Regions from separate parts of the Homo sapiens genome. Here region 1 is linked to region 2. The links are chromatin contacts, found by Hi-C or POLR2A ChIA-PET in ENCODE. All regions are on one chromosome and are shown on one strand. Each heading gives the region's core, a stretch centred on a gene start or an enhancer-like site at or near the end of the contact. The rest is flanking DNA. Distances are from core to core; before and after follow the strand shown.

Region 1 (5,256 bases), core at 2,205-4,704, 53 kb before region 2:
GCCGGCAGACTTGTCCCGGGATCCCCATTCACCTTGTCAATTTCAATTCCTCTGCTCCAGCAGATCTTCTTCATTCACATCCTCATAGTCCCTGTGTTCGGACGCCACTTGTAGAGCACCTGATTCTGTCGCTGTTCAGGGCGCCACTATGTAACCCACACGGACCTAGGGGGACTGAACAAAGTGGGGTGAAAGCGGGAATAAAAGACATGAGACAAAAGAGCATATTTGGAAGAAGGGGTCAGCGGGCAGTTTGCCTCTAGTGGACAAGGGCCCTGAGCTTTACACAGCCCTCCATATTTATTAGGCAAAAGAGATAGCAGGAAGAGGGGCATGGAAGAAGGGGTCAGCTGCTGGGTCCAGAGTAGGCTTGCAAGACTGCATTCTCCAGATGTCCCAGTAGATAACCTCAAGGAGCTCGGTGCCAGGAAGTGATTGCCCTCAGCAAACCTTCTGGCAGTGGGAGCAGTCGTGAGTTTGCCCACATCCTGCATTCATGATAAATAGCTTGCTATTTGATCATAAAGCCTCCAGTGGAATGCTGAGTTGGTTACGTCCCACAGGCCTTTGGCTCCCTATTTACCCCTTCCAGGTTATTAGCCATGACTTTCCCTCTTTGTTTCTCTTTTCTATACTTTCCATGCATTCTACAGAATAAAGTATCCTGGGGCTTTAAAGTAATCTAATTCCTACTGAATCCAAAATAATCTGATTTAATCCTTGAATTTTCAAACAATTTCAATGAATTTCGTTTTTCACCAGGGTTTGGACCTCCCCCATAATAAAATCCCTTATTTCTTTTTGCCACTTCAGTCATAAAATCCAACCTACCATTTTCCATTGAAAGCTGAGTCTTTCTTATTTACATAAAAATTGTTGGATGTATCTATGGACAAACCAGGGGAAATTAAGTGTGTGGTGGGGAAGTGTTAAGAGGGCCTCAGAGTGGCTGCCGACCAGCTCCATGCATCCCTAGGTGAGTCCCCATCCATTCTCTCCCTCATTCTTAATGTGTTTCCAAACAGGTGAGGAACAATGAAAACCAAGTCGGACATTCTAGTGCTAATTATATAGAGAGAATTTATGTAAAATGTGATAAATGCAAAATATTTCATCAGAAGGAGTATTAATGTTAAATAACCTCAACTCACTAGTAATTAGGCAATCATTTTCATTGATTAGCACAATTTAAAATTCAAGTTGCTAATGATATTCAGTATTGTGAGGATGTAATGAAACAGATAGTCTTATTCAGTATCGGCAGGACCGTATTATTATACATACCCTTAGAAGGACAGTTTAGCAACATCTCTCAACATTTTAGGTGAGAAATTTATCTGCAGCTGGTGCCTCGGTGCTGATGCTGGGGGATACTGGTGAGCATGGCGCAGCATTGGATGGGGGGCTCCAGGCTTCAGGCTCCATGCTTCAGACTGCAGGACCTGGAGCTGCTTCCTGCATCACAGCAGGGCTGCTACAGTGTGCTCTGGTGCAGAACTGGCAGGGGTGCCTGCAGGCCTCTTCCCCAGCATGTGTGTTCACTTTTTTTTTTTTTTTGAGGCAGGATCTCACTCTGTTGCCCAGGATGGAGTGCACCGGAGCGATCACAGTTCACTGCAGGTTCAACTTCCCCGGTTCAGGTGATCCTCCCACCTCAGCCTCCTGATAGCTGGGACTATAGGTGCAGGTCATGCGGTGTCTCATGCCTGTAATCCCAGCACCTTGGGAAGCTGAGGTGGGTGGATTACTTGAGTCCAGGAATTTGAGAGCAGCGTGGGCAACATGGCAAAACTCCATGTCTACAAAAAATACAAAATAATTAGCCATGCATTCACTTCTGAGGGAAAAGTCATGGACTTTGTGGTGCTGTGAACCCCATGTCACTCATACCAGAAAGAACATTGTGTGCTTTGGGGTCTTGGGAAAGCTGACTGACCACCTGAGGTGATGCATACTTATTTTTTTATTTATTTTTATTTTACTATTATTATTTTTTGAGACAGAATCTCACTCTGTTGCCCAGGATGGAATGCAGTGGTGCGACCTCGGCTCACTGCAACCTCCGCCTCCTGGGTTCAAGCGATTCTCCTGCCTCAGTCTCTCCAGTAGCTGGGATTACAGGTGCCTGCCACCATGCCGAGCTTAATATTTGTAGTTTTAGTAGAGACGGGGTTTCACCATGACTGCCAGGCTGGTCTTAAACTCCTGACCTCAAGTGATCCACCTGTCTCCACCTCCCAAAATGCTGGAATTATAGGCTTGAGCCACTGCGCCCAGCCAATGCATACATTTTTCCTCAGGAGATTAGCTTTTACCAGCAAAGGGCGTTCAGAATCAGTTAGCTGACCATTGTTTTCTGAAGTAATCACAGGCCAGTCCCTAGTGGGAGAAAGAAGTGGCCTCTGTAGCAGGACACCTGGAGCTCAGCCCCAGCTCTGCTGTGTGGCTGTGTGACCTTGGGTAAGTCCCTTAACTTTGCTGGGCTCAGCTTTCTTTGTAGGCAAAATCAGGGGCTTGAGCTTGTTCTCTCTACAGCTCTCCTACAGATTGAGTCTGTCTGCAATCACAAGGAGCAGGAGAGGAAGAGACTTAAAATGTGTTATTGTGGTCAGCAGCTATGGGCTGAATGTTTATGTCCCCTCCCAGCCATTCTACTCTTTAGCTTAGAGCTATTCTCCACATGGGACCCAGTGGGTCCATGAGGTCAAACTATTTTAATGATGATACTCAGAAGTTATTTATCTCTCTCCTTATTTTACGAGTAGAATTTTCCAAAGGTTATTTGGCATTTGACAGTCTAACAGATTGGATGGAGAACAAGACAGAGAATCCAGCTTCTGGCCAGAAGTGGTGGCTCACACCTGTAATCTCAGCACTTTGGGAGACCGAGGCAGGAGGATCACTTGAGCTTAGGAGCTCGAGACCACCCTGGCCAGCATGGCAAGATCCCATCTCTACCAAAAAATATAGAAATTAGCTCGCATGGTGATGTGCGCCTGTGGTCTCAGCTACTTGGGAGGCTGAGGTGGGACGATTCCAAGGATCACTGTTGTTGCTAATTTTTTTTCTTTTAAAAAATACAGATATTTTTAATAAAAGTATGTTAATTATGTTAACCTGTAATGGGCTTATTATTTCAAAATCAATTAACAATGTAAATATTTAAAACTTCTGTGTTAAAATTTCTAATAGTATAAATAGCAGTAGATTTAGCCCACTCTAAGGGAGATGGTTGTGCTTTAGTCAGGAGTAGGCCGAGGCAGCCTTCTGGTGCAGCATGACTCAGTGGGTTTGGAGGCAGGCACACAACTCCACACATTATGTAACCATGCCATGTGAGGTGCATTAGGTGACCACTCATATGAGCACGTGCTTGGCTCAAAGCCACTATTGTCTGTAAAAGGTAAAATTACCCTGCTGACACTACATATGGCTTGCACCCAGAGAGAGAATAAAGCCATGTCGAAACCGCCTACTCGAGTGTTTTTCCAGTTACCTGCCACCCACCCACCAACTCCCCTTGGACTTTAGTTTGGGCTAGAACCTGACAATTGGCATCACGAACAGGATCCTAAGGTAAGTGAGCCTTCGGTCCCTGCTGATTCCAGGTTGGCCATGTGACCACAACATGGGTTGTGGTACCCGGTGGTAGCCGTGCTGTGAGGGTGGGCCTGAGTGGAAACCTGGGTGGCAGTAGATGGGTCCCCCATGAGCATGGAGAAGGCGCTGAAGCAGCTGGAAGTGCAGAGCACCAAGAAGGAGAGAGCCTTTGCTGGCAGAGTTGGATGGGCATTTTTAACTGTGCTAAGAAAAGTACACACCCAGTCCCTGAGGGATGCAGACTGGAGGTCTGGCTACACCGATCTGGAAAATAATTAGAGGCTGCCATGAATGGGGACCTCCAGGTGCAGGCAGGATGCCTGGAGGTGTGGCTTCAGAGCTTGGAAAAGGAATTAGAGGCTACCATGAATGCAGGCCTGGGTCCATCATCTTGTCTGGAGATCCCCACTCAGTTTCATACCAAGGAGGAAGAACCCCTGTTGCGGGCTCACCCGGTGGTCTGACAGAAGGTAGATCATGAACAGCCACTGGGGCTCCAAGGGTGGACTCAGGGACTCCCCACCATAATGCAACACATTTCGTATATTGCCTGTACCCCAACTGAGTTGCAGGAATTAGGCAAGCAGTGTTGCCAGTGTCCAGGGGAACCCCTGCCTGCCTGGATGCTTCGTCTGTGGAACAAGGGAGCAGATGGTATCTCCCATTCCACCTCTGAGATGGACAAGCTGGCCTCCACCATGACTCACCCCTCTCTCTGTCAGCGGCTGCAAGTGAGCAGGTGGTTAGTGGCAGCGCAAGGAGACCACACCCTGACTGAGTGGCTACAGGCAGCCATATGAACTGTGTGGAATAATGCTGGTGAAATGCCCAAAACTGTGAGTAAATGGCAGTCATATGCCAATTTGGTGTAAGTCATTCGGGAGATGGGTATGCGGCAGGCTATGTTTGTCCTGAATACCTGAGGGCCAGATGATAAATGTTTCACCTCCCACATGAGGGATCTCATGTTGGGTTTGATGCTCCTGAGCCCCTTTGGCTCCCTAGCTGCTGTCCTCACCCCATACGTAGGGCACCGCATACATGAAGTAACCACTGCCATGGCGGCTCTCAGGGAAGCAGAAGGCCTTCAGGGGGATTGGAGGGTCCACACCATAAAGAAGGGGAAGTTACCCCACCCACAGGGGGCTCCCCCATAAAAAAAGGGGGCCCCAACGAGTGACACGCTCACAGATGTGGATAGATTTGATTTTGGCTGGGGTTGACTGAGAGAAAATTGATAAGCAGCCCAATGAAATACTCCTAACTTTGCGGAGACAGTTGTATGCAGGGCAGCAATTCCGGAAAATGCCCAAAGGGGAGAAAGGCATTGCTGTGTGACCTGGTCCTACCCAGCTCAGAGACTACTTGCTGCAGCCAGGTGGAAATGTAGAGCCTTTTCTGTTCAACTAGGGAACTGGCCAAAGGTGTCTGGCTTGGGGGGACACCAGATGACCAGAGGCCACATGTGGAATTGGCAATCCACTGGTCCCCCACCAATGTACAGTGGGTGCTGGTGCTGGTAGATACTGGCATAGATTGTAGCCTTGTTTATGGGAACCCAGTTAAGTTTTTGGGCAAATCTGCATATATTAAAGGTTACGGAGGCCAGTCAGTGAAAGTGAAACCTGTATCTCTGTACCTTGGCATTGGCCACTT
Region 2 (5,033 bases), core at 1,780-4,279:
ACTTGAGTCCGTGTCACAAGCCCACAGATATTTCCTGCTCCCCAGTGGATCGGGTGTAAACTGAGCTTGCTCGCTCGGGAGCCTCTTGCTGGAAAATAGAACAGCATTTGCAGAAGCGTTTGGCAATGTGCTTTTGGAAGAAGACTAAGAGGTAGTTTCTGAACTTCTCCCCGACAAAGGCATAGATGATGGGGTTGATGCAGCAGTGCGTCATCCCAAGAGTCTCTGTCACCTGCATAGCTTGGTCCAACCTGTTAGAGCTACTGCAATTATTCAGGCCAAAGAATTCCTGGAAGGTGTTCAGGAGAAGGACAATGTTGTAGGGAGCCCAGAAGAGAAAATAAACAATCATGATGGTGAAGATAAGCCTCACAGCCCTGTGCCTCTTCTTCTCATTTCGACACCGAAGCAGAGTTTTTAGGATTCCCGAGTAGCAGATGACCATGACAAGCAGCGGCAGGACCAGCCCCAAGATGACTATCTTTAATGTCTGGAAATTCTTCCAGAATTGATACTGACTGTATGGAAAATGAGAGCTGCAGGTGTAATGAAGACCTTCTTTTTGAGATCTGGTAAAGATGATTCCTGGGAGAGACGCAAACACAGCCACCACCCAAGTGATCACACTTGTCACCACCCCAAAGGTGACCGTCCTGGCTTTTAAAGCAAACACAGCATGGACGACAGCCAGGTACCTATCGATTGTCAGGAGGATGATGAAGAAGATTCCAGAGAAGAAGCCTATAAAATAGAGCCCTGTCAAGAGTTGACACATTGTATTTCCAAAGTCCCACTGGGCGGCAGCATAGTGAGCCCAGAAGGGGACAGTAAGAAGGAAAAACAGGTCAGAGATGGCCAGGTTGAGCAGGTAGATGTCAGTCATGCTCTTCAGCCTTTTGCAGTTTATCAGGATGAGGATGACCAGCATGTTGCCCACAAAACCAAAGATGAACACCAGTGAGTAGAGCGGAGGCAGGAGGCGGGCTGCGATTTGCTTCACATTGATTTTTTGGCAGGGCTCCGATGTATAATAATTGATGTCATAGATTGGACTTGACACTTGATAATCCATCTTGTTCCACCCTGTGCATAAATAAAAAGTGATCTTTTATAAAGTCCTAGAATGTATTTAGTTGCCCTCCATGAATGCAAACTGTTTTATACATCAATAGGTTTTTAATTGCCTACATAGATGTCTACATTGAATTAACTCTCTTTTTGGCCAAGCAATGAAGTTTTGTAGTGAAGGGAAGGTTTGCTGCTAGCTTCCCTGTCCACTAGATGGAGAGCTTGGCTCTGTTGGGGGAATTCATGAAAGCACCATCTCACCAAATAAAATCTTGTGCTCTATAGCACCATGGAGTGAATGAAGCTTTGACAACAATTTTAAGAAACTGGGTCAAGCATGGTGCAGCTCAGCCTTTTTGTTGTTGTTGTTGTTGTTGTGAGACAGGGTCTCACTCTGTCGCCCAGGCTGGAGTGCAGTGGCACGATCATGGCTCACTGCAGCCTGGACCATCCCGGGCTCAAGCAATCCTCTCACCTCACCCCTCCAAGTGGCTGGGGACTACAGGCGCCACCACACCAAGCTAATTTTGTTTATTTTTATAGATACAAGATCACACTATGTTGCCCAGGCTGGTCTCGAACTCCTGGGCTCAAGCGATCCTCCTGCCTCAGCCTCCTAGAATGCTGGGATTACAGGCATGAGCCACCATGCCCGGCTGCAACTCAGTCTTAACATTTTTATTGACGCTAGAGTTAGCCCACAAAGAACATGCACTATGAGCAAGCCAGTAATAATTAAGAGGCCTCGAGGGCACATACTGGATGCCAATCACTGTTCTAAGCATCATACCCATTCATTCATTTAATCCTTAGGGCAACCTTATGAGGCAGGAAATATTTTTCACATTTTGCAGACAAGGACCTTGAAGCACAGAGAGGGTGAGTAACTTGCTCAAAGCCACACAGCTAGTAAGCAACCGATTTTGAATGCGGGAAGCCTGCACTCTTAACTACCATGCTACCCTCCCTCTCAGTCCTCGAAAAGAGAATTAAAAGGCAAGACCATCAGATGTTTGGTGACATGATGTAGTCAGAGTGAAATGGCCGGGTGCCCAAGTCCCAGGGAAGGTCATAGATGACAACAGCCAATTGTAAAATCCTCACATTTTCTGTGAAGTTTGTGTTTGTAGTTTCTGAGTTGCCACAATTAAGAGTTGTCATACATACCCAAGAAATAATATAATAAAAAATGTTTCGTCTGCCACCACAGATGAATGTCATGCATTCTGGGTAGTTTAGTCTTATAACCAGCTGTCTTGCCTAGTCTATTTAAGTTCAGCTGCTCTAGCTGAGAATTTTCTCTTATTAAACCCTGTGAGTCTCAAACTCCCTGCACCTTAGACTAGGCAGCTGAGAGAAGCCCCTAGAAAAGCTCATTTTTAATTTTGAACCATAAAGAATTATATACTAACTGTGCCATGAAACTGATATATTAGAGGAAAATTTTATTTGGCGTTTGTAATTTAATATTAATTTTGACCATTTTTAGGCTTCCCTCTTGTCTGGAGGAAAAAGAAAAAAGAGAACCAGACTTAGACACAACTTCTTGTGGGCACATATTCAGAAGGCATCTCACTGGAGAGGGTTTAGTTCTCCTTAGCAGAAGATAAGATTTCAAGATTTCAGCTAAGACTCATCTCTCTGCAAATCTTTCTTTTGAGAGGTAAGGATTGTTAGTTATTAAAATACTATTGCTCCCTTTAAAGTCTTTCACTCACAATCATGTTTTGTATCTTTGATGTTATAACCGTCTGAAACTCATTCCAAACTGTGACCCTTTCCTTATCTTAAAGATTATATTTTAAGATAATTGTATGAGCACTTGGTGTTTGCCAAATGTCTTCTATGGGTTTCCTGTAAAGTCTTTTACTCATCTCAGAAGCTAACTAACAGGCCAAGCAGCTGAGAGGTTACTTACCGGGGAGAGTTTCTTGTAGGGGAACGGATGTCTCAGCTCTTCTGGCCAGATGAGCTGTGCAAATCAATCATATAGACAGTATAAAAGTAGGAAATGCTGTTTCTTTTGAAGGAGGGTGGAGTTAAATCATTAAGTGTATTGAAGGCGAAAAGAATCAGAGAACAGTTCTTCTTTTTAAGTTGAGCTTAAAATAAGCTAGAGAATAGATCTCTGGTCTGAAGGTTTATTTACGGGCTTTTCTCACTGGATTATTTTGTTTTTGTTCTCTGCTCATCCCACTACACAGAATCTGTTAGAAAATATAAAGAATAAAGGATATCAGAGCTAGAAGAACATTTACATTCATCTAGTCAAAAGCCCACATTTTAGTAAAAGAAATTACTATCCAAGAAGCAAATGATTTGTACAAGATCACAGGGCTTTTCAACAGTAAGGCTAAAAGGTTAAGAAAATTCTGATTATCTTAAGAGTTGCTATTAATTAAAGCCAACTTAAACCAACTTTAAATGTAGAGGGGGATCCTGGACTTCACATTAACCCTGTGTCCCCTTTTTCTCCACTCTCCCCGTATCCCCTATCCCACCCCAACCCCCACACAGATGCTCACCACCCAATATTATTGTTCTCTGTAAACGGAAACAACCTGTTGTCTAAAGAGTTTTAACTATGGGCTCACGGGTGAGCTAAACAGGTTTCCCATCTTTTTCTGGACCCAGGATCTTAGTGGGGATTTTCACTCTGTTCACTATTTTGTTGCCCTTCAAACCAGTAAGCATTTATGAGGACTCACACTATGCCAGATACATAGGTGGCAGGATTCTTCACTCCAGATATAATCTATCTGAAGCTATGAGAAATTTTCCACATGACATAAGTATATGGTCAAGTTCAGGTTCTTTATGACTATACTATATACAGTCATATCAAGCTCTCTTGGCGGTTGGTGACATCTGAAAATCTCAAGTATTGTCAGCAGAGCTGAGAAGACAGCAGAGAGCTACTCCCGAGCCACAAGATGCCCTCTGGGCTTCCGTGACCTTGGCTCTAGAATAAAAAGCTTTGGCTTGTGATCTCTAAGAAGGCAAATGAGACCCCAAACAGCAAAATTACGTGCCCCCAATCCTACAGAGGCAGACTAACCCAGGGGCTAAGCCAGTGGCCTCTGTAGTCAGACTGCCAAGCTTGAAACCTGTCTTACCCTCAGCTTTCTCGTCTGGGTATTGGGCTGAATGACAGTAGTCATTTCATGAGTTGTTGGGAGGATTCTATGAGGCATCCACGGCCAGCATCTAGCACATACTATGCACTCAGTAAACATCAAACTCTTAGTTACTCTTTCAGCAGTCCTTTGTCAGAGAGAGTTTATTTGATCAAATCCTAATAAAATTGGTTCACCGGAGTCTCTGTCTATAGCAGATTAGTTTCAGCAAACTAGAAGCTGAAAAGGTAAAGCTAATTGCTGGTGCTTGGAGAATAGAAAGAAATGACTGCTTGGGAAAAGCCAGAACAGTATAGAAATAGCCCAGCGATCAAGACACCCCCACCCCCGCCCCATATAGGGACATATGTCTGTGCTACAACAGAGCTCAGTAACATAATCATAACAAGGACAGCGAATCATCGAGAAAATGTTCTAGTTCATCCCATATGTGCAATTCAAAAGGCATTGATTAAGAACTGCAGTCATGCTGCTGGGTTTAACCTCCAGCTTCATTACTGCTACTTGGCTCTGACCAAATTATTGAAGCTCTGTGCCTTAGTTTTCTTAACTGTAGAGTGGAGGTTTTAAAAAAACCCAAATACAAACTTACTCAATATGCCTGTGGTGGAGAGGGAATGATAACAAGTGTAGAGCCTTTTGGGCACCCACCCTCGGGGGACTGTTTAAGCAGGGAAATATAAAGTGTGCTTTTGAAAGAGTTCAAAAATAGGTAACAAATAAATTAATATAAAATTTTATAGAAAATAGATAGCATAAATACAACTTTGGTTTTTCGAAAGATAGATAGCCTTGTATTCACTGGTAATCCACTTGTGCAGAACCCCC

Evidence for each region. Hi-C counts contacts between places; a loop is a spot of excess contacts on that map. ChIA-PET counts read pairs that join two places held with the same protein, here RNA polymerase II (POLR2A). Pooled maps may share reads with other maps.
Region 1: a loop to region 2 is called in a map of heart left ventricle, with 2.1 times the contacts of the local background. The contact joins the promoter of LINC02009 here to the promoter of CCR5 in region 2. A Hi-C loop is called at or near these places in 7 of 168 maps with a recorded cell type or tissue (Calu3, K562, MCF 10A and 4 more) and 5 of 50 pooled maps. POLR2A ChIA-PET finds 5 or more read pairs at or near these places in 6 of 52 experiments (K562, MCF 10A, OCI-LY7 and 3 more).

The regions. Positions count from the first base shown.
Region 1 is chr3:46,421,865-46,427,120 of GRCh38, reverse strand. LINC02009 (long intergenic non-protein coding RNA 2009) reads left to right here and starts at 3,454. Exons shown (of 5, transcript NR_151704.1): 1 at 3,454-3,576; 2 at 4,323-4,436.
Region 2 is chr3:46,368,942-46,373,974 of GRCh38, reverse strand. It overlaps CCR5 (C-C motif chemokine receptor 5), which reads right to left and starts at 3,029. Exons shown (of 2, transcript NM_001394783.1): 1 at 2,987-3,029; 2 at 1-1,083. The coding sequence starts at 1,072. The coding sequence ends at 14. CCR5AS (CCR5 antisense RNA) reads left to right here. Exons shown (of 4, transcript NR_125406.2): 3 at 2,558-2,731.